Regions from separate parts of the Homo sapiens genome. Here all the other regions are linked to region 3. The links are chromatin contacts, found by Hi-C or POLR2A ChIA-PET in ENCODE. All regions are on one chromosome and are shown on one strand. The core of a region is the stretch at or near the end of the contact, and the rest is flanking DNA. Distances in the headings are between cores, read along the strand shown. Region 1 has its middle 20 kb from the start of TMSB10. Region 2 holds the start of TCF7L1 (transcription factor 7 like 1). Region 3 holds the start of SH2D6 (SH2 domain containing 6). Region 4 has its middle 25 kb from the start of ATOH8.

What was found. A loop is a pair of places that touch in the nucleus more often than their neighbours do. ChIA-PET counts read pairs that join two places held with the same protein, here RNA polymerase II (POLR2A). Pooled maps may share reads with other maps.
Region 1: a loop to region 3 is called in a pooled map, with 2.9 times the contacts of the local background. The contact joins the enhancer-like site here to the promoter of SH2D6 in region 3. A Hi-C loop is called at or near these places in 4 of 50 pooled maps. POLR2A ChIA-PET finds 5 or more read pairs at or near these places in 3 of 52 experiments (HepG2, MCF 10A and naive thymus-derived CD8-positive, alpha-beta T cell).
Region 2: a map of mammary epithelial cell shows a loop between it and region 3 (2.8-fold over the local background). The contact joins the promoter of TCF7L1 here to the promoter of SH2D6 in region 3. A Hi-C loop is called at or near these places in 1 of 168 maps with a recorded cell type or tissue (mammary epithelial cell) and 1 of 50 pooled maps.
Region 4: a loop to region 3 is called in a pooled map, with 5 times the contacts of the local background. The contact joins the enhancer-like site here to the promoter of SH2D6 in region 3. A Hi-C loop is called at or near these places in 1 of 168 maps with a recorded cell type or tissue (K562) and 5 of 50 pooled maps. POLR2A ChIA-PET finds 5 or more read pairs at or near these places in 1 of 52 experiments (naive thymus-derived CD4-positive, alpha-beta T cell).

The regions. Positions count from the first base shown.
Region 1 is chr2:84,922,733-84,928,118 of GRCh38, forward strand. No RefSeq gene overlaps it. Among named protein-coding and RNA genes, the nearest start is that of TMSB10, 20 kb to the left of the region's middle. RefSeq lists enhancers at 2,347-2,396, 3,331-3,992, 3,744-3,793, 4,434-4,483. Within about 2 kb of position 1,544, at least 19 of the 41 ENCODE cell types and tissues checked have a DNase peak (open chromatin) inside an H3K27ac peak, as active enhancers do.
Region 2 is chr2:85,129,561-85,134,691 of GRCh38, forward strand. TCF7L1 (transcription factor 7 like 1) reads left to right here and starts at 3,832. Exons shown (of 12, transcript NM_031283.3): 1 at 3,832-4,373; 2 at 4,456-4,519; 3 at 4,763-4,890. The coding sequence starts at 4,125. RefSeq lists a silencer at 3,432-3,501 and enhancers at 3,867-4,441, 5,017-5,131.
Region 3 is chr2:85,414,665-85,420,335 of GRCh38, forward strand. It overlaps SH2D6 (SH2 domain containing 6), which reads left to right and starts at 4,050. Exons shown (of 24, transcript NM_001394463.1): 1 at 4,050-4,266; 2 at 4,365-4,580. LOC105374841 (a long non-coding RNA gene) reads left to right here. Exons shown (of 3, transcript XR_940316.3): 2 at 135-306; 3 at 1,430-2,297. It also overlaps a transcript of CAPG not described here. RefSeq lists enhancers at 3,391-3,500, 3,497-4,032, 3,511-3,670.
Region 4 is chr2:85,726,764-85,732,168 of GRCh38, forward strand. It overlaps the pseudogene RNU1-38P. Among named protein-coding and RNA genes, the nearest start is that of ATOH8, 25 kb to the right of the region's middle. Within about 2 kb of position 2,373, at least 12 of the 41 ENCODE cell types and tissues checked have a DNase peak (open chromatin) inside an H3K27ac peak, as active enhancers do.

The DNA of each region.
Region 1 (5,386 bases), core at 294-2,793, 490 kb before region 3:
TTGTCGAAAGCAGATTGTGGGACTCCTCAGCCTCCATAATTGCATGAGTCTACTCATAATAAATTTATTCTTAGGCCAGGCTTGGTGGCTTACACCTGCAATCCCAGCACTTTGGGAGGCCAAAGTGGGTGGATCAAGGTGGGAGGTCAGGGGTTCGAGACTAGCCTGGCCAACATGGTGAAAACCTGTCTCTACTGAAAATACAAAGAATTAGCTGGGTGTGGTGGCGGGCACCTGTAATCCCAGCTTCTCAGGAGGCTAAGGCAGGAGGATTACCTGAGCCCAGGAGCTGGAGGCTTCATTGAGCCATGATCATGCCATAGCACTTCAGCCTGGGCAACAGAGCAAGACCCTGTCTCAAAAAAAAGAAGGAAGGAAGGAAGAAAGGAGGGAGGGGAGGGAGGGGAGGGAGGGAGGGAGGGATTGATTCTAGTTATATAATTCTATGTATAAAATATGCACATTTAAAAAAATATAAGGAAGACATAAAGTTATATTCTTTTGACAAAAAGAATTGTATGTAATACAGAGATTATGTAAAGCCTATTTATGAAAGAAGGTAAAAAGAAACTAGTAAATAGGTGAAAGAGATGTAAAGAGAGTCACAGATGTAAAGATGTATTTTTGGTAACAAAGATTAAGAAGAAAAGAGAATAATTTTGTATGAGAAATAATCTTATGTGGTAAATTTTTGTCCTACAGTAAAATGACTGTTTATTTAAGAAAGAGGGAAATTTATGACAAAACAAAAAGTTCAAGCATGTTGTAAATTGTCTGTGTAAATCATGATAAGGTTCATAAAAAGAAAAGCTATAAAAAATTTTGTGTATGATTAACTTGGCTATAATTAAAAGGAAATAATTTATAATAGTCATGATAAATGTGCTTAACTGCACAAGCAGCCAAAGGGCACAGGAACCACTCTGATTATTCTGTATAGAATTCATTTCCTAGGCCGGGCGCTGTGGCTCACGCCTGTAATCCCAGCACTTTGGGAGGCCGAGGTGGGAGGACCACGAGGTCAGGAGATCAAGACCATCCTGGCCAACATGGTGAAACCCCGTTTCAACTAAAAATACAAAAATTAGCCAGGCATGGTGGTGTGCGCCCGTAGTCTCAGCTACTTGGGAGGCTGAGGCAGGAGAATCACTTGAACCTGGGAGGTGGAGGTTGTGGTAAGCCAAGATCGCACCACTGCACTCTGGGCGACAGAGTGAGACTCCGTCTCAAAAAAAAAAAAAAAAAAGCAGCTGGGTGTGGTAACACACACCTGCAATCCCAGCTACTCAGGAGGCTGAGGCAGGGGAGTCACTTGAACCTGGGAGGCAGGAGTTACAGTGAGCCAAGATCAAGCCACTGCACTCCAGGCCTGGGCAATAGAGTGAGACCCTGTCTAAAAAAAAAAAAAAAAAGAAATTCAATCTGGTCCTGCACCCCACTATTAACTATATCTACCACATCAGTGCTCCTACAGGGGAGGCTACTTCCCTGAACACAGAGAGTGGGTGAGAGTCTCAGGTCCTTGAGGAAACTGCAGGCTTCTGGCTCCTCCCAGTCCTGGGGAGTTTCCCAAACCTCTCTCCCTTTGTCTTGACACTTCCTCTCATTCTCTTCCCCTGGGGTCAACCCACGTAATCCCGGTGCAGCCCATTCCTTCCTGGATTAGCCCACTAAAATGCTAAAACCCATCAGAGTTTCCTTACCACCAACACTGCTCGTGAACAAACCTGTCACCAGGACCTGAACTGTACCAAGGGATGCTTTTCCCCACTATAATCTTCATCAACCTCTTAAATAAAATAAGCACTTATAATATCCTCATATAAACATGAATAAAGGCATCTCTGGAAATGTTTCTGTTTTAATTAAGCTGCAAACGCTTCATCCTTACAAGGCATATAGAGTTTCAAGGCAAACCCATAGTTGCCCCCCACATCCCCAGACCACCCCCTCCTGACTGAAGCAGAAAAATAGGGTCTGGAGGCAGGGAACCTAAGGCCGATTCACGCTGACTTTCTAGAACTAAATCAAAAGGAAAACCCCAACTTTCCACACCTAAGTAACAAAAGGACTGGAGGCTACTCCCTTTGCAAACCCCACCCCCCTTTTCTGTGGGGCCGACGGAAAATTGAAAGTATCTCTGATTGGTTGATTTCTGCAACCAGATATTTGCATAGGAGTGTAACTTTGTAACTTCACTTCAGCCTCTGATTGGTTGCTTTCCACAACCAATCAGACACTTACAAAGGTGTAAGTTACTTTGTAACTTCACTTCAGCCTCTGATTGGTTAATTTCTGCAACCAATCAGACTGATAGTGGGCCACTATTTCTTTTACTTAGAGTGTACACCAAGTCGCCAGTGGGAAACCTCTAGAGGGTATTTAAACCCCAGAAAATCCTATGCTTGGTCTGTTCGCACCCTGTGGAGTGTACTCTCGTTTTCAATAAATTTTTGCTTTTGTTGCTTCATTCCTTCCTTGCTTTGTTTGTGCATTTTGTCCAATCCTTTGTTCAAACTGCCAAGAACCTGGACACCCTCCACCCATAACATAACCAGATTGCTGCCTTTGAGCCTCTTCTTTTTTAGAAATTCTAAAGGCGCTACTGAGAATATGATGCATGTCCCTTCAGCCACTAGCTGTTCCCATCTCTTCTGGGAGATGTTCAGCGCTGGGTCCTCTCCACCTGCCCACAGGTTTAGGGAGCCGAGGGAGCCTTCCAGAGCCTCTAAGTCACCTCTCTAGGAGGCTGTCTGCCTGGCCCACACACAGGCAGGCCCCATTCTTGGCCTCCCCAAGCCAAGAGGGCACAGACTGATGATCCAGGGCAGGTCTAGGCAAGTGGGGCATGCAGGGATGTTGTATTAAAGCTTAAGCATCATGAGAGGATCTGATGACTCAGGGAGCAATTTCTTGAGCCCATATTGTCCACCTGGGAAGAAATTGTGGCTGAGGAGTATTCAGGAGCAGCTATGGGGGAGAGAGGGGCAGAAATACACCTCAAGGTAGGCCTCTACTGGGTTCAGGAGGTCCCGGGGCTAGGCAGAGAAAGGCAAGCTTGAGACCCAACAGCGCCACCCACCATGCATAAATCGGTTCCCTAGTCATCAATTCGCTTATGAATACGGAGGCCCCGGAAAGGTGAAGGGTGCCTTCTGGTGGCCAGCTGTGGAGGTGGCCTCGGAGAAGGGTGACCCGAGTGACAAGTTGCAGTGAGCGCTGGCTGCGTGCCCAGCCGCGTTGCACAACTCCCGGGCCACCAGGGGGCGCCATTCTCACACATTCCAGAGCAAACGGTGCTCCTTGGAGTTGAGCGGCGCGACGGTCCTGCAGCAGCTAGCCTGGGATGTACCCACAGCTCACCGGGGAGTCCGGGCCACACGTCAGCTGGATCTTGAATGAGATGAAGACGGGGAGAAAGGGCCTTCCGGACAAAGGGCTTACGCCCTGGATAAAGGGCGTGGAGGGGCGTGGCACGTTCAGTCTGGACACAGCATAAAGTGCATTGGAGAGAGGCGGGAGACAGGATGGAAAGGAGGGTGGGAAGAGCTATGAAGCTCCCCAGGGCCTTGCTAACGCGTTTGGACTTTATCCCGCGCCAGACTTTTTAAAGGTGGTAAGTAGTTTACAGATGTGCGTTTTGAGGCCAGCACATTTTGTTGTTGTCGTTTGTTTGTTTGTTTTTCTTTGAGACGGGGTCTCACTCCCAGGCTGGAGTGCAATAACGTGATCTCAGCTCACTGCAACCTCCGCCTCCCAGGTTCAAGCGATTCCCCTGCCTCAACCTGTCGAATAGCTGGGGCTACAGGCGCCCACCACCACGCCTGGCTAATTTTTGTATTTTTAGTGGAGACGGGGTTTCACCACGTTGGCCAGGCTGGTCTCGAACTCCTGACTTCAGGTGATCCTCCCGCCAAGGCCTCCCAAAATCCTGGGATTACGGCCATCGTGCCGGGCCAGCAGCACAGCGTCTTAAGCAATTTTGGATATGAATACCTTCGAGACGAGCTTGCGCTCCCACAGACCCCACCACTCCTACAGTCTGTAATTACCCCCAGCTGCACCCATATGCGTAGCTTCCCTGGTCCAGAGGGACGTGCGTGTGTGACCCTGCAGGATAGTGGGGTGGCCCTGCATGGCATGGCTGCCAGTGCTAAGAGGGGTGTGCCGCCAGCCTCTGATCCCTCTCACCGGCGGGCCCCCCATCATCATCACTATATGATGACCTGAGGCGTCCAGGCTCCCGAGGAAAGCCTGCCGCCCTGGTTCCTACAAGGGACGCCTAAACACAGAGTCCTAAACACAGAGTCCTAAACACATGCAGGGTTGGAGGGAGACTGACGAACTCAACTACCAGCCTGCAGTCGGCAGCCATCAGCGGATTGCAGGTACCCCGCGTGCGTGTCTCGGCTACAGTGCGGAAGACAAGAGGCCTTAGGAAGTGGGAACGGGCGCCATCTGGTGGTCATCTCTGGAGTGACAGCAGAGAACTGGAACATATTTTATATTTTGTTTCCACTGCTCCATGACTTGACTAAAGCAGAAACAATTCGGAGAGTACTGTAGTATTAAATACCTAAGGGCCACACCAGGCCAGAAAGCAACAAAAAAGAAATGCTAAAAAGAAGTTCTTCAGAGAGGGATCCAAGAAGGAATAAGTGAAGGTAAAATGAAATCCTTTTTCTTATATTTAATTAATCTAATAGATAACTGATAAAAGTTCTAATAGCAACAATGTATTAGGCAATTGTAGCATATGTATAAGTGAACTGAATAACCGCAATGTTATAAAGGATGGGAAGGAGGAATTGTGAATGCATAAATGGTACCTGCACCACTTGTAACACTTGTGAAGTGCTGCAGCGTTATTTACAAGTGGAAGTAGCCAGACACAAAAGGGCAAATATTGTATGAGTCCATTTATATCGTTGCCTACAATAGCCCAAATTAGAGAGAGAGAAAGTAGTACAGAGTTTACAGGGACTAAGTCAAGGGAAAAATGGGGAGTTGTTATTTAATGGGTAGAGTTTCTGGGATGGTGAAAAAATCTACAGACAAACAGTGTTTTTTTGTTTTGTTTTGTTTTGTTTTTTGAGATGGAGTCTCGCCCTGTCGCCCAGGCTGGAGTGCAGTGGCCGATCTCGGCTCACTGCAACCTCCACCTCCCCGGTTCAAGCAATTCTCCTGCCTCAGCCTCCCAAGTAGCTGGGACTACAGGCGCCCGCCACCACACCCCGCTAATTTTTGTATTTTTTAGTAGAGACAGGGTTTCACCATGTTTGCCAGGCTTGTCTCGAACTCCTGACTTTGTCATACGCCCACCTCGGCCTCCCAAAGTGCTGGGATTGCAGGTGTGAGCCACCGCACCTGGTCCAGCAGTGATGTT
Region 2 (5,131 bases), core at 2,582-5,081, 290 kb before region 3:
GTGAGCCACTGCGCCTGGCCCTTATGATCTTTTTCAACCACTTAAAAATGTAAAAAAAGCGGCCGGGCGACGTGGCTCACACCTGTAAAACCAGCACTTGGGCGGATCACCTGAGGTCAGGAATTCGAGACCAGCCTGGTCAACATGGAGAAACCCCGTCTCTACTAAAAATACAAAATTAGCCGGGCGTGGTGGTGCATGCCTACATTCCCAGCTACTCAGGAGGCTGAAGCAGGAAAATTGCTTGAACTCGGGAGGTGGAGGTTGCAGTGAGCCGAGATGGCACCATTGCACTCCAGTCTGGGCAACAAGAGTGAAACTCCGTCTCAAAAAAAAAAAAAAAAAAGTAAAAAAAAAAAGTCTTAGCTGAGACCATTCAAAAACAGGCAGCAAGCTGTAGTATGCTGCTCTAGATGGTTGTTTTTGGTTTGGCCTCTATGCCTGGTGCTACAAATCACCAAATTCTCTGAGGGGATGAAACAGCAGTGAATACAAACTCGCTTGAATGAATTTCCCTTCTGGTATTTTGACTCCTCACGTCCTGGCTGACTTGGTTGACAGTGATGCCTTCAACTCAGCTGGGTTTTGTTGTTTTATTTTGGTATTTTATCCAGTTTATAGTTAGTTGTTCTTGATGAAGGAGTCAATCTGACATCAATACCCCATTAGAATGGGAAGTGGAAGTCTACATGTTAATTTTAATTTGCTACTTTTGCTTACCATTATGAGCCTCCTTCTATATTGACAAATATATCTCCACAATGTCATAACATTCCATTAGATGAATGCACCATGATTTAACTTAATAATTCCCTATAGGGGACATTGAAATTGTTTCTAGATTTTTTCACTGTGATGAACACACTTCTACAGGTTTATTTTTGTACCTAGTTGTTTCCTTCAGATAAAATCCTAGAAGTACGTGGATAAGTCAAAGGGTTCACACTTTTAAAGGTATTTCACAGGTATTACCAAACTTCTCTTTAGAACTGTTACACAATGGCCCAGCATCTATGTGCTTCTTAGTATAGGGGCCAATGCTGGGTGTTACCATTCTTTTCTTCCTTTGCCAATCTGACAGATGAAAACTGGTTATCTCAATGCTGTTTCCGTTTGCATTTCTGGTTTATAGGTGTGGCAGGCTGATAATGGCTTACTCCCAAAGCTGCATCTATGACCTAATCCCTGGAAACTGTGAATGTTTAAGGAAAAGAGGTCTTTGCAGATATGAAGTTAAGGATTTTGACATGGACAGGTTATCCAGGTGGTCCTTAAATGCTATCACAAGTATCACTTTTTTTTTTTTTTTTTTTTTTTTGAGACAGAGTCTCACTCTGTCGCCAAGGCCGGAGTGCAGTGGTGCCATCTCAGCTCACTGCAACCTCCTCCCTCCAAATTCAAGCGATTCTCCTGCCTCAGCCTCCCAAGTAGCGGGGATTACAGGCGCCTGCCACCACACCTGGCCAATTTTTTGTATTTTTGGTAGAGACAGGGTTTCACCATGTTGGCCAGGCTGGTCTGGAACTCCTGACCTCGTGATCCACCTGCCTTGGTTTCCCAAAGAGCTGGGATTACAGGCGTGAGCCACTGTGCCCGGCCACAAGTATGGTTTCTTACAAGAAGGGGGCAGAGGAAAATTTGTCACAGACAAAAAAAGGAGAAGGCAATGTGATTACAGACGCAAGGGTGGGAGTGATGTGGTCACAAGCCCCCAGAAGCTGCAAGAGACAAGGGTAGATTCTTTTCGGAGCCTCCAGAGGGAGCATGGCCCCGTCAACACCTCCATTTCTACTCAGTGAAACTGACAGTGGACTTCTGTCTTCCACAACTATGAGAGGATAAACTTCTGTTGTTTTAAGCCACCAAGTTTTCGTGATTTGTGACAGTAGCAGCAGAAAACTAGTACAATAGGTTTTTCATATATTTATGGACCATAAACATGAAAAATCGTCTGACTTTTAAATCTTATAAAAATAAAATAACACACAATAATACAAAGAGTATGATTCTATGTATGTACATCAGAATATCTGTAAATACGTTTACATATGTTCATAACTGCCTAGGAAAGTGTCTGGAAGGATATATACCAAACTAGTGACAGTGGTTAACCAGAGGCAGTTAACTGAAAGTGGTTAATTAGAAGGGTCCTGTGTCCTGAGGGGGAAAGAGGAACTTTTACTTGTTACTCGATACTGCTCAAGATACATCTGTTATTTGAAAACGCTTTATGAGACTGTACTCATGTATTGTGTAAAAAATTAGAAAAGGCATATCTGCTTGTTATAAAGTTCATAGAAACCAGAAAACTATCTCCTTTCACTTATCCTTTCCCAGAAATAGTCATTGATAATAATTTGCATCTTCTCAGATTTTTTTCTACGCAGAAATAAATGTGTATAATTTTTTTAAAAACAAAAATAAAATAGTGAGTGTCATATATAGTGTTTCATTTAAAGATGTTCCTCCAAAATCAATCTTGGTCCATGTGCCTGTGTGTGTGTGTGTGTGTGTGTGTGTGTGTGTGTGTGTGTGTGTGTGTATGGGTGGGGGGAGGGGCGGGGACACTGCATAGAACTGGCCAGCTGCATGGACTGTCACTGTAAAGAAAGATGAAGAATGCATGTCACCAAGCTCTCTGATGCTTTGAACCTAGCATATGTGGCTTTGCCCATATGTGCGGGCACCTCTGTAGAAACTCTTCTGCCAGTTGGGCTGAAAATAGTTTTACATAGTTCCATACTGCCTTCCAAGCTGTTTTCAAAGTTTATGCTCTAATAGTTCCCCACGGAGGATAACACAAGATATTCATTTTCCTCAAACTTTCCCGCACAGGTTGGAGAGAAACGACATCTTAATGTCATTGTAACAGGCATTTCTTTATTAAAAAAATTTTTTTTTTGGAGACAAGGTCTTGCTATGTTGCCCAGGCTGGTCTCAAACTCCTGGGCTCCAGCGATCCTCCTGCCTAGGCCTCGGGAGTAGATGGAACTCCAGGCGCGGGCCGTGGCGCTCGCACCACAGGCATTACTTAGGTATGAGGCTGGTTGAGCATTTTTCTCGTGTTCACTGGCTACTCACGCAGCTTTGTGAATGGCTTCGGAGATCACTGGACAGGCAATTTTCCCTCTCAATGAACCAAATCCAAATTCTTTTGGAACCCAAGACCGCGATTTTTCGATTTAGGACCTAGTCCCAAACAATGAAGAAAAGGTGATCTTCAAGATTTCAGCAGGGAAATCTGTATATCTGTACAAGGTTGAAAACCTGGGCCGGGGGTCGCGTTGGAACCCCACAGGAAAAAGGCGCGGAAAGCCGCCGGGCATTTTCCGGGGTTCCATAGATGTCCCCAGTGTCCTAGTCCGTGCATCAGCTCGCGCACTCGGAGGGACTCTAGGCAGGGGGAGGGCCCCGCGGCCAGTATGTGCGTCCGAGGCTTTCCCGCAGGGGGCAGTGCCGCCCGCCCGCGCGCCGATACGGTGGGAGGGGGTGGGAACCTGCGCGGAGTTCTGGAGGTTCTTTGGGAGAAAGTTAGGGGATGCGGAGGGGTGGGCGCAAGACTTCCAGGACTCCAGGGAGGCCGTGGGGAGGGCCGCCGAGGGTGCAGTGTGAGGCGCAGGAGGGGGTTGGGGGCGGTGCACGTTGCAGGGAGACGCAGCCCCTGGAAGATGCGAGTGTGAACGTGTGAGTGTGAGTGCGTGTGTATGTGTGTGTGTGCGCGCGCACCGCAGCTCTCCGGGTTCCGCGAGGCGCGCGGGTGTCAGCTTGCAGCCGGGGCTCCTCCCTCCGGCCCCCCTGCCCAGCCCGGCGGTCCCTCCTCCCTCCCTCCCCGCTCGCCCCTCCCCGGCGGGCCAGGGGCTGGGACGCCCCGGCGGAGCAGGCGGCGGCGGTGGCGAGTTGGGGAGCCCTAGGCTCGGCGCTGCCGGAGGGGCCCGAGCCGAGCCGCCTGCGCCCCGGCCGGGCAGCGCCGGGCCCGCTTCCCGCGGGGCCACGCCCTGTCAAACTTTGTTGCGGCGGCTAGCGCAGCGGGCCCGCAAGCGGGCGGGAGGGGCGCCGGGCCGGGCCGGGCAGGGCGCGGGCGGCTAGGGGCTCCGAGAGCGGCGGCCCCGGCCCGCGGCCCCACCATGCCCCAGCTCGGCGGCGGGGGCGGCGGCGGCGGCGGCGGCAGCGGGGGAGGCGGCGGCTCCAGCGCCGGGGCGGCCGGCGGAGGGGACGACCTCGGGGCGAACGACGAGCTGATCCCCTTCCAGGACGAGGGGGGCGAGGAGCAGGAGCCGAGCAGCGATAGCGCCTCGGCGCAGCGGGACCTAGACGAGGTCAAGTCGTCCCTGGTCAACGAGTCGGAGAACCAGAGCAGCAGCTCGGACTCGGAGGTAAGGAAGCACCGCGGCCACCCCCGGGGGATCCCGGCCCTGCGTCCGCTCACCCGCTCTTGCCTTTGTGTCTCCTCCGCAGGCGGAGAGGCGCCCGCAGCCCGTCCGGGACACTTTCCAGAAGCCGCGGGACTATTTCGCCGAAGGTATGTGCCCGCTGGGACAGCCCCCCACTCTCGATTCCCGCTGCGCTCCGCTGCTCAGCCCGGGCGGCCCACCGTCCCCCTTGCTTGGGTGGACGCACCCTTGCCCTCCGCCTTTATTGGCGGCAGCCCCCGTGGGGCGCGCGTGGGGGGCGCTGGGGTCCCCAGCTCCCGCCTCGAGCCCCCTGCCGCGGCGCTGTCAGTCCCGGGGGCCTGGGCCTCACCTCGCCTTGGTCTTGTTCGCAGTGAGAAGGCCTCAGGACAGCGCGTTCTTTAAAGGACCCCCGTACCCTGGGTACCCCTTCCTGATGATCCCGGACCTGAGCAGCCCGTACCTCTCCAACGGACCCCTGTCTCCCGGAGGAGCGCGCACCGTGAGTGCCCGTCGGGCGCGCCGGGGAGGGTGGGAGGCCGCGGCCCGCAGGATGCGCCCCCGGGCTTGGCCATGGAGTGGGGGATGGGGCCTTCTGCGCCGATCCCAAGCAGAACTTGTTTGCGGAGTTGAACTACTCTCTGGCGGCCGAGCGCGAGGCTGCGCTGGCCAGTGCCTGGATGAAAGTAAAGTTACTTTAACTTTTCCCCTCTTGCGGGTTGAGGTTTTGGAGTCCACCTCTG
Region 3 (5,671 bases), core at 2,800-5,299:
CAAGTGATCCTCCTGCTTTGGCCTCCCAAAGTGCTGGCATTATAGGCATGAGCCACCGCACCCAACTGCTGAACCAGGATTCTAACCCAGGCTGATCTGACCTGCAACACCTGACCCTTCTCTTCTTTATTCAGAGGAAAACAGGCCAGCAAGCATCTGCACCAGGAGGCCAGGCCTTCTGGAAATGTGTTGGACAGCGATGGGTCCACACTTCCGCCTTGGCTCCTGAATGTGGCATAGCCAACCCATGAGAGATGTCAGTTGACAAAGAGCATGAGGATCAGGCCATGGCCTTGTGACACAGTGGTAAGATCCTTTTGTGGGAGGCAGCTTCGAAAATCCCAACCAGAATGAGTTTCTCTGAAGTCCATGGGTGGGGCCTGGGGTAAGGAAACAATCTTTCTATCTGGGTGACCTCAGACAAGCACACTCCAGCAAGGAGTCCTCGGAAACCACCTCCCGCTGCCTACTATCTGCCTTCCTTTGACCAACTCTGCTCACTCTGCAGACTCAGCTTAAATATCCCTCCTCTGAAACTCCCTCTGCAGTGCTCCCCAGGTATTCTGGACATCAAGCCACTGGGCCACCTGCATCTACACGCCCATGGGAACACTTCTCAGGCACACCCGATAGCAAAAGTGGATTTGGATCCATGGGCAACCTGGCCTGCTTCCAGACAACTAGGCCTCTCCAAGGTTGTGCCCAGGCATAGTCCTTCCAGAGCATTCAGTTTTTGTTTTGTTTTGCTTAGGTCAAATTTATAGTGAAATGCACAAATCATGTGTACATTTAAATCAGTTTTGACAGATGCAACACCCATGTAACCCACATCCCTACCAAGATATAAAACACTTCTATCACACCAGAAAGTTCCCTCCCCACCATGTGCTTCCTCCACCATAATGTTAGCACCTCTAGCCAGGGACCGTGTCAAGTCATCCTTGCAATCCCAGCACCCTGCATAGCGCCCAGCAGGTAATAGGCACTCAAAAAAATTTTTACTGAATGCATTAACAGATTAGACAGCAAAACCCCCACATTCTAATACTGCCCAGATTCTGTTGCCTCGGGATAATCCCTTAAGACTTCCTAGCCACAGATTCCTCATCTGTGAAACGAGAACAGAAGCCCCAGTCCTCCTACCTTGGAAGGTTGTGAGGATTCAATGAAAGGCTGCTTTTTTTCTTTTTTCTTTTTTTTTAAGAGACAGGGTCTCACTCTGTCACCTAGGCTCTGGAGTGCAGTGGCATGATCATAGCTCCCTGCAGCCTTGAACTCCTGAGCTCAAGTGATCCTCCTTCCTCGGCCTCCCAAAGTGCTGGGATTACAGGAGTGAGCCACTGTGCCCAGCCGGGAGGATCCGCAAAAAGAATGAAGGCCTGGACAATGCAAGATACCATCACCATTATTAATAAACTCCTACTTCTAGGATGAACACCTGGCTGAAGAAACCCAGGAGAGAGAAGCACTGGACACTGGCTTCTGGGCTTAGCTGCTTGGACTCTGGCCAAGGTCTGGGGATGTCCAGGACAATCAGCTTTCTGCTTCTGTGCCCATAAACTCGGGGTATGGACTCATTTCCAGTGCTGAGAAGTTCTGAAATTGCAAAAGATTCTTCCTAGCAAGTTCTCGACCTGTCTTCTAACTACCCTGCCATGTGGCCCTCTCTGGGCCTCAGTTTCCCATCTGTGAATGAAAGCACTAGACTCGAAGGGTCCCTTCTGGCTCCTCTAACTCCAACCGAGAGGCACAGCTCAGGCTGAGCAGTTGCATTTCCTCATCACGGGGGACTGACAGGGATCTTTTGCAATGCTCAATTCTAACATCAAAATTCCCCCAAATATTCCTTTTTTTTTCTTTTTTCGAGACAGAGTCTCACTCTTGTCGCCCAAGCTGGAGTGCAATGGCACAATCTCAGCTCACTGCAACCTTCCCCCCCGCCGGTTCAAGTGATTCTCCTGCCTCAGCCTCCCGAATATCTGGGACTACAGGCGCACGCCACTATGCCAGCTAATTTTTTTGTATTTTTAGTAGAGACAGGGTTTCATCATTTCGGCCAGGCTAGTCTCGAACTCCTGACCTCAGGTGATCTGCCTGCCTCGGCCTCCCAAAGTGTTGGGATTACAGGTGTGAGCCACCTCACCGGCCCCAAATATTTATTTGAAGACATTGATTCAGGATGCTTCTAGCCATTAAATTTGATTTGCAAATGAATTTTTCTGGATCACCTCACAGGCCCTGGGGAATGGCCAGGGGTCTGGGTGGCCATATTTTCCGAATAAAGCTCAAAACCAAAACTTTGGTTTTGCCTTTTCTTAAATCACTGCTAGGTGCTCAGGGGCAACCAGAACAGTGACATGCTGGAATTCCTTGTGACTTCTTGGGAAAGTGGGACTGTCCAGTACAGCATGAGTGGCCTGGGGAGGGCACCAGGTGCCTGGGATGGGGGGACTAGTCCCCCAGAAGACAAGTTTACCCCTGTACAGCCAGCGTCACACTGGGTACTCAACACCATAACAGCTAACACTATTGTGTGCTGCCACTATATGCCAGGTGCTATCCTTGATATGATTTTCTCATTTAATCCTTGCATTTACTCTCTAACATGGATCCTCTTATTATCCTCCTTTGACAGATGAGGAAACAGAGATAAAGAGAGATAAAGTAGGTCAAAATCACTTGTTCTAGGTCCCACTTAGTAAGCGGCAGAGGATAGATGGGAGCCATGTAGTGGGAGTCCATGCCCTCCCCACTATCACCGCATGCTAGTGCCAGTTGTGAGTCCTTTCACATGCAAACAGCTATCTCAGCTCTTTTTTTTTTTTTTTTTTTTTTTGAGACAGAGTCTGGCTCTGTTGCCCAGGCTGGAGTGCAGTGGCACCATCTCGGCTCACTGCAAACTCCGCCTCCTGAGTTCAAGCAATTCTCCTGCCTCAGCCTCCCGAGTAGCTGGGATTACAGGCACGTGCCACCACGCCCGGGTAATTTTTTCTATTTTTAGTAGAGATGGGGTTTCGACATGTTGGCCAGGCTGGTCTTGAACCCCTGACCTCAGGTGATCTGCTTGCCTCAGCCTCCCAAAATGCTAGGATTACAGGCGTGAGCCACTGCGCCCGGCCATACCCTCCCTTTTGAGGTGAGGCTCTTGAAGGCCCAGACCTTTCCTCCAGTGCTTTGAGGTCTGATCCTGATGATAATAACACCTCACTCATAACCTGGACTTCACAGTTTACAAAACACCCCTCCTCCTCACCCCCTCCCAAACTCGGTTTATTTTTGTCGTTAAAGCAGAGTTGTAGGCCAGGGTGGACCATAGGTTTTCTTGGTCACGAGAGACTTCCTCCCTCCCTGGGCTCCCCTCTGTAGTGGTGCCAAATAAAAATCTGATCAGTCAAGCCTGTAAGGTAACTAGCGCTAATGTGCAGAGCCAGTCCTGGGCAGGCCTGTTCATTATTTTGCACACTCTTACACCGAAAGGGCCCAGGACCCTCGCCTGACCCAGCCTTGCCTGCCAGGCCTGGGCTGGGTCTCCCAGCCCAAATTCTCACAAGAGGGCCGACTCCGGCCAGAGCGCGCCCCTCTTTGTGCCTCGGTTTGCCCACCTAGAGGTCAGTCCCGCAGGCGTGGCGGGTACATCTCAGGGTCGGCAGAAAGTGCCACCGGGAGCCCAGCCGGAGTTGAGGGCCTCGCGCCGGGCCCACTGTCCAGATCCAGGGCTCACGAGAAAAACGAGGACGCAGGAGAGCCACACGCCAGGACGCGTGTAAGGCCCCAACCCGGCCCCAGCCTGGGCCCTAGACCCCTAAGAACTACAAATCCCAGCAGGCAGTGGGCCGCGGGGCGGGGTCTCGGAAGCTGCGGCCTGTGGTGCCTTTGCTGAGCCCAGGTCCGGAGGGCCCTCGGGGACGGGAGCACCACAACAGACCCCCGGACACACTTACACACACAGTCTCACAAACACACAGTCACACACGCACACACACACACGCGCGCGCGCGCGCCTTTTGGCCCCTCCCCTACAAACTACAAATCCCGGCAGGCAGCGGGCCGTTGGGCGGGGCCTTGGGTGCTGATCCGGACGCAAAGATTGCGCCAGCCAGGGTGGGATCCCGGTAGCTAGGTGGGGGCTACCCTGCTGGGGAAGAGATGGCCTTCTCTCCTCGCAAACCCAGCTCCCCACCCCTGCACGCGCCCCTCTGCCCTGGAGTCGCTGGTCCGAGCCCTCCTTCTCTGCGAACCTGAGCCCCGCCCTGCCCTCCCTACGAGGTTGGGGCCGTGGGAGATGAAGATGGTGGGTGGGGGGTTGGGCCCACAGCCTGCTAAGCAGGCAGAGTGGCCTCCTGAACCCTTCCTCCATCGCCTAGAGCAAACTCCCATTCCTGGAAGGAGGAGCAGCCCAGACCCTGAGACTGGACTAGGTCTGTTAGGGTCCCTGTGTGGCCGGCAGGACTCGTGGTGAAGCCCGGGGAAGGCCTGGGTCCTCCAGGTCAGGGATGTAGGTCCCAGGGTGTGCAGGCCGCGGTATCTGACCATCGTCGGCGCCCTGCGCCCAGGCATCAATTTTACATGGCAGAGTCAAGGTGAGGTTAGGAGGCTGCCAGGAGGTAATAACCAGGGCGCTCGCATTCAGCATCCTCTCTCTCAAAGCACTCTCCTCACACCTCAGGGTCAAATGTCAGAGCTCTTGTCCTAACTTCCCAGGTTGCCCAAGGAGCTTCTGAGGCGCTACAGAAGGGACTTACCCAGACCCTTCAGTGCAAGCCAGGAACTCAGGGTCCGGCCTGCTCGGTAGGATGAGCTGTGCTGAGGCCCTACTTCATCCACCCTTCTGGGCCAGGGCAGCCTCTTTCCAGAGGCCTCTTCTCAGCTGATTTCTGGCTCCCAAGCGGGAGACTCAGGTTACACCTGTATCGGGAGCAGTGACACCACAGTGGCCAGCAACACATTGGACTTTCTGTCTCCAACTCCATTTTCAGCTTTTACACTTCCTGATCTGGGCATATACTGCTACATACTGGATCATCAAGGAAGGAGGAAAATACCTAGTCAATGAAGGTTTAGCCATGACCTTGTAAGTCAGTGAGATTTCATTCTTGTGTGGTTAGTTCGAGGCGAGCTACTTCCTAGAAATATTTCATTTGATCTCTAAACACCTAGAAACAGCTCCAAAAGGGATATTCAAAGTAGATTGCCCAGATTCTCTTGATAGCAGATGTGGGGTTCATATTAACTGGTCGCGTGGTCTCTAAGCATGCCTATTTCTGCCTGGGAAGTTCTCAAAGGTTTGGTTTTCTGAGTGTTTCTGTTAAAACAATCAGCCTTTTGTTGAGTAGCCCTTTTGCCCCTAGAGAGGAGAGATAGGTACCATAGAAACTTGGAGACAGCTATTGACTCAGTCCCTGGACTCTTTAATAAGAGCCCGTTCTGTTTTGTTTGTTTGTTTGTTTGTTTGTTTCCTGAGACAGAGTCTCGCTCTGTCTCCCAGGCTGGAGTGCAGTGGCGCAATCTCGGTCCACTGCAACCTCTGCCTCCCGGGCTTAAGCGGTTCTCCTGCCTCAGCCTGCCTCAGCCTCAGTAGCTGGGATTATGGGATCACAGGCGCACACTACCACGCCTGGCTAATTTTCGTATTTTTAGTAGAGACGGGGTTTCACCATGTTGGCCAGGCTGG
Region 4 (5,405 bases), core at 1,123-3,622, 310 kb after region 3:
TGGGATTACAGCTAATTTTTTTTTGTATTTTCAGTAGAGACAGGGTTTCACCATGTTGGCCAGGCTGGTATCCTGACCTGAGGTGATCCACCTGCCTCGGCCTCCCAAAGTGATGGCATTATAGGCGTAAGCCATCGCGCCGGGCCCAGACTGTATTTTAGTACCCTTATATGCAGATAAAAATCTGGAAAACGATGTATCAAGAATATTAATAGTAGTTACCTGGAGGTAGTGGACTTATAGGTGAGCATTATTTTGTTCTTTGTACTTTTCTGTATTTTGTTAAATATTTTTCAAAATGCTTGTATTACTTTATAATTAGTATTCAGTGGTTTTTTTTGTGTTGCTTCTCATATTTATTCCATTTGATCTAATAATTTGTTTTCCAGAGAAAATAGTCATAGCAGATCAGATACATTACCTAAAATGTTTTAATTACATTGTAATTTAGAATCACAAAAGGATGGGAAACAAGCAAGCAAGCTAATAACTGAAAGCCCGAGATGTGTTAAATGGATTATTTTACATTTCTGTGTTGGAACACTCAGCCATTACAACAATACATGTGATAGAATATTTTTGATAAATAGCATATATCGGTGCAGATAGGTATGAGCTCAGTGTGCTTTGAAATAACTAAATATAGGTTAGATATATTTATGGAAAAAAACTTAAAGGAAGCATATGAAACTATTGTAAGTGGTTGTCTCAGGGTAATGGGATCCCCTACCTAAGCATGATTTCTGGGAGGGTTGAGATGGGGTCTCTCGTTCGCCATTCTATTCCCTGCTGCTTTAAGTATCTCTTGAATGAGTGCATGTATTACAGATGCTTTTGACTTTCTTCTTTTTACTTTCCTGTATATTCCAAAATTTCTACCATAAACATGTTTGTTTTTATAATCATAATACATTTTAAAACTTTAAATGAGGAAATGGGTAAATAAAAGGGAAAATATGGGAAAGTGGGAGGGTGCAAAAAATGTATCCTCCTCTGAATTGACTCCACTCCCCTGTGAGTGACAGGAGCCGGCGTTCTCCACGAGACCCTGTCTGCATCAGTCCATCTCCCCCACCCCACGCTAGGTCTGCCACCACCTCTCTGCGCTGGCAAATAATCTGCACTCAAAGGAAATAATTATGAGGCCCATGGTGGCCTCAATACCCGCAAGACCAAAGCCTGTGACAAGCGCAATGCTCCAAGCCTGGCCCAGGGAAGCAGAATGGAACTGCCACAGCCCCCACCAACCCAGATCCACCTACTCCAGGAAACCGGCCCAGTGCCAGGGCTTTGCGCCTGGGGTGGCCTAACATTTCCGCCCAAACTTGGGCCAATTTGAGAAGGTGGAGGGTGAGGTGTTTGGGGAAGGAGTGTGTTCCTGTTGCTCGTTGCCATCACCACCTGGAGGAGGAGAATGGAGTCGATCCAATGGAAGACGAAACTTTCTTTCTTTCTTTTCTTATTTTTCTCATTTGGGGAAAACACAGGGGTCTGCACCTCCGGGGTGCAATGGTGAGCCTCGCACTGGGAAAACCACCTTTGTGATCATGGTATCTCCCCTGTCAGGTAAGCATGAGCATAAACTTTGTGTACCCCTCCCATTTTCCCTTTTCTTTACACATTTCCTTGTTTAAAGTTTTAAAATTTATTGTGATTGTAAAAATAAACATGTTTATTGTAGAAATTTTAGAATAAAATTTCTGCCCACAGGAAGCCTGTGTCCCTGAACCCTTCTCCCGGGCCAAGATTGGACTGTTTGAGGAAGATGGAAAAAGTGCTCTGTGAGCAGGATTATGAAATGACAGGGAGGACGTGAGGGGCTTTCGAAACCCTGGGAAGGAAGATGCCCACGTGAATGGAAAGTAGAAAGAAGAAAGTCAAAAGCACCTGTAATACATTCACTCATTCAGCAGATACTTAGGAGCAGTCCCCAGGTCCTGGGAATAGAAGGGTGGACGAGAGGGTCACCCAGATTCTCCTCATTATAATAATAGCAATAGCTACCCCTCTGGGTCCTTGTATGTGCCAGGTCTTTACTATGTGTTAAGCAATTTTCATTTATTATCTCCCTTGATCTGTACAAAACCCATGAGGGAGGATTCATATTAAAATCTCTGTTTTACAGATGAGAAAACTGAGGCTTGGAATGGTGAAGGAGGTCACTGAAAGTCACACTGTGAGTTAAACTGCAAAGCTGTGAATGGAAAACCCCCTAAGGCCCTGCTCTTAGCTCCTCTTGGTTCCCTGTTGCAAAGAGGCATTCCCCAGGCAGCTGTGAGGTGGAAATCTCTGTCTTCAGGCTTGCGGCTGAGAAGTTTCCCAGAGACGAGAAGCTGGAGCCTTTGGAGACCCCACTCGGCTGAGGTCCCGGGACCACGAGGGGGCAGCAGAGGTCTGCTGCGCTGGCGGGAGGCTCTGTCCCCGGCTGACTGCAGGCTCCGGGCAGCTGTCCTGAGTTAAAACCTGAACCTCGGGTGGCCGAGAATAGCAAGGGGCTGTCATTCACGTGGGCATCTTCCTTCCCAGGGTTTCGAAAGCCCCTCACGTCATCCCTGTCATTTCATAATCCTGCTCACAGAGCACTTTTTCCATCTTCCTCAAACAGGTCTGATCTTGGCCCGGGAGAAGGGTTCAGGGACACAGGATTCCTGTGAGCAGTGTGTTAGATGCTGGGCTGGTCACTGGGGCCACGGAGATTAAAAAAAAAAATCCTCTATAAAACCCAGGACTTGCCCCCAAGGGAGACTGGCACCTAAATAAGTAACCGAGGTACACGATGCAAAGTGCAATAATAGACGGACATCTGCGATTCGGAGGCAGCACGAAGTGGGAGAAAGAGGGGCGGAATTAGAAGCCAGGGATTTGGCTTAAAGGTGGCCCGAGGTGTGCAGCTGCCTGCAAATGCCATCCTTCATGTGAGCTGAGGCACAGGAAGAGGCTGAGAAGTCCGGTCTAGAGGGATGTTGGGTAAATGGTCCCAGGTTGAAAAATATTAGATGCTGAAGGAATGTCAGATGGTCTCGAAATTGTGAGGTTTGCCTCTGAGTCCCAGGCAGGATGTGGGCTGGGATAGCTGAGGCAGGCCGAACCTAGGCTCAGGAAGATGGTGAGAGATTGTAAAAATAAACAGGTTTATTGTAGAAATTTTAGGGGTGGGGTTAGGAGGTCATTAGGAGGTCCAGGGTCAGGGTCAGTGGGCTTCAGGACCTGGCAAAGCCAGAGGGCATGAGAGCCAGCCTTGCCTACCCACTCCGGGCTGGGCCCACAGCTGCCACGACCCTTTGTCCCCAAGGGTGACAGGAGAGCTTGCACCAGCCCAGATGCTTCCTTCTCCAAAGACATGGACGGAGGGTCTCAGGCTTATACCAGCCAGGATTATTCCAGTGGGATTCCAGCTCTCCTCCTAGCCATGTCCTTCCCGCAAAAGTTTGAAGCGGGTCTGGCTGGGTGAGGTAACTCCTTGACAAACTGGACTCATTTTTGGCTGATGACCTGTGTGGTCCCTGAAGCTCTGTCCTCACCCAAGATTGGCCCAGAGGGGAGTGGAGGTGGAAGGGGAAGGCCAGGCATGGCTGCGGCACTCCATTTGCCCCCAGCAGCCTGGCGGTCTTCACTTGTGCTCACCCCACAGGCATTGTGGACACAGGTGTGTCACCAAAGGGCCATGAGGCTCCTGTGTCACGTGGGACACCCCTGCCTTGCCAATCTTTAATTTATTATTATTATTATTTTTCCGAGAAGGAATTTTGCTCTTGTCGCCCAGGCTGGAGTGCAGTGGCGTAATCTCGGCACTGCAACCTCCGCCTCCCAGGTTCAAGTGATTCTCCTGTCTCAGCCTCCTGAGTAGCGGGATTACAGGTGCCCACCACCACGCCTGGCTAATTTTTGTATTTTTAGTAGAGACGGGTTTCACCATGTTGGCCAGGCTGGTCTCGAACTCCTGACCTCAGGTGATCCATCTGCCTCGGCCTCCCAAAGTGCTGGGATTACAGGAGTGAGCCACTGCACCCGGCCATTAATTTTTTTCCCAGGCAGTCTCCCTCTGGGCAGGTGAGTCCCAGGTGGCAGTGTCCGGCAGCCATCCTCGGACTTCTTCCCCGCAGCATGGCCAAGGGCAAGGGAGAGGGAAGGGACGCAGGCCAGGGCATGACATACAGTGGCCCAACGTAGGAAAAACATTTTTTTTTGACCTCTCATTCATTTTCTTAAAAGTTCACATGCCTTTCACCTTCTTTTTAGTGCCTCCTGGCAAGTTTTATCATTAAAAACAATCTTTTTTAATGACTTGCATTTCCATTTAAAGCGATTTGTGTGACTGGTTTATTTGCTTAGTCTTAAGGTGATGTCACTGCAACAGGCACCATGGATTTAAGGATATATAAATCCTTACGTATCCTTTTTTCTTTTTTTGAGAAGCAAAAAACATGATCTCATTAGATGTTAAAATGTTAAAATTAGATATTAAATGTTAAAATATGGGGAAAATGCAGATCTTAGAACGAGGGAAATTCTTGTTGGTAATTTTCATCCTCCCAAAAAACTTCAGAATAAAATTGGTTCTCCCTGAAGATGTGTGACATTTGTACTTGGCTTCATGTCCTTATCCTGCAGTGTTGGGGGGCACAGGGTGAAGTCACGCTTGTTGTGAGCTGGCCCTGTATTTTCCCAGAGAGAATTCTTTCTGGCTACCCAGAATGTTCAAGGGCTGGAGTTCCAGTTAATTGAACCATTCTGGGTCAACAGCCGCTCTTGACAGATTTGAATTTTCAGCATTTGGAGTTAGAAATCTTTCTTAAGAATGTAATCTCATCAACAAGCATTCAGTGAGTACCGAATATGGACCTGTTTCTCTGCTTTTATGTTGTTGTCTCCAGAACATTCAGGGATCCTCATTCAAGCAGTTGACAATTTCATGGAGTTCCTCAAGGCCTTTGTAACTGACACCAGTTTTCTAGAACTGGAAATGAGAGAAAGGAGAGATGGGGCTGCATGAGACGATTCTGTGGGCGTGCTGTACTTTTTTGCCAAGCACTTTGTCACCTGTCATCTCATTTGTTTCTTACAACAATGCTGTGAATATTATTACCAGGCTCTGACGGGTGAAGCAGCTTGCACCTTGCCTGGCACCATGTGTCTGGGTGGGTGCAGAAGGGAATTTCCTCCAGGCTCCCAGGCCTCCCTCTTCCTCATTAGGCTTCTTGGGTGGGGGAAACATCTGGGCAGCTTTGGTTTCATTGGTTTGTTCTAAGAAAACTCAATTGCTTTTTTTTTTTTTTTGAGACAGAGTCTCGCTCTGTCACCCAGGCTGGAGTGCAGTGGCGCGATCTCGGCTCACTGCAAGCTCCGCCTCCTGGGTTCACGCCATTCTCCTGCCTCAGCCTCCCGAGTAGCTGGGACTACAGGCG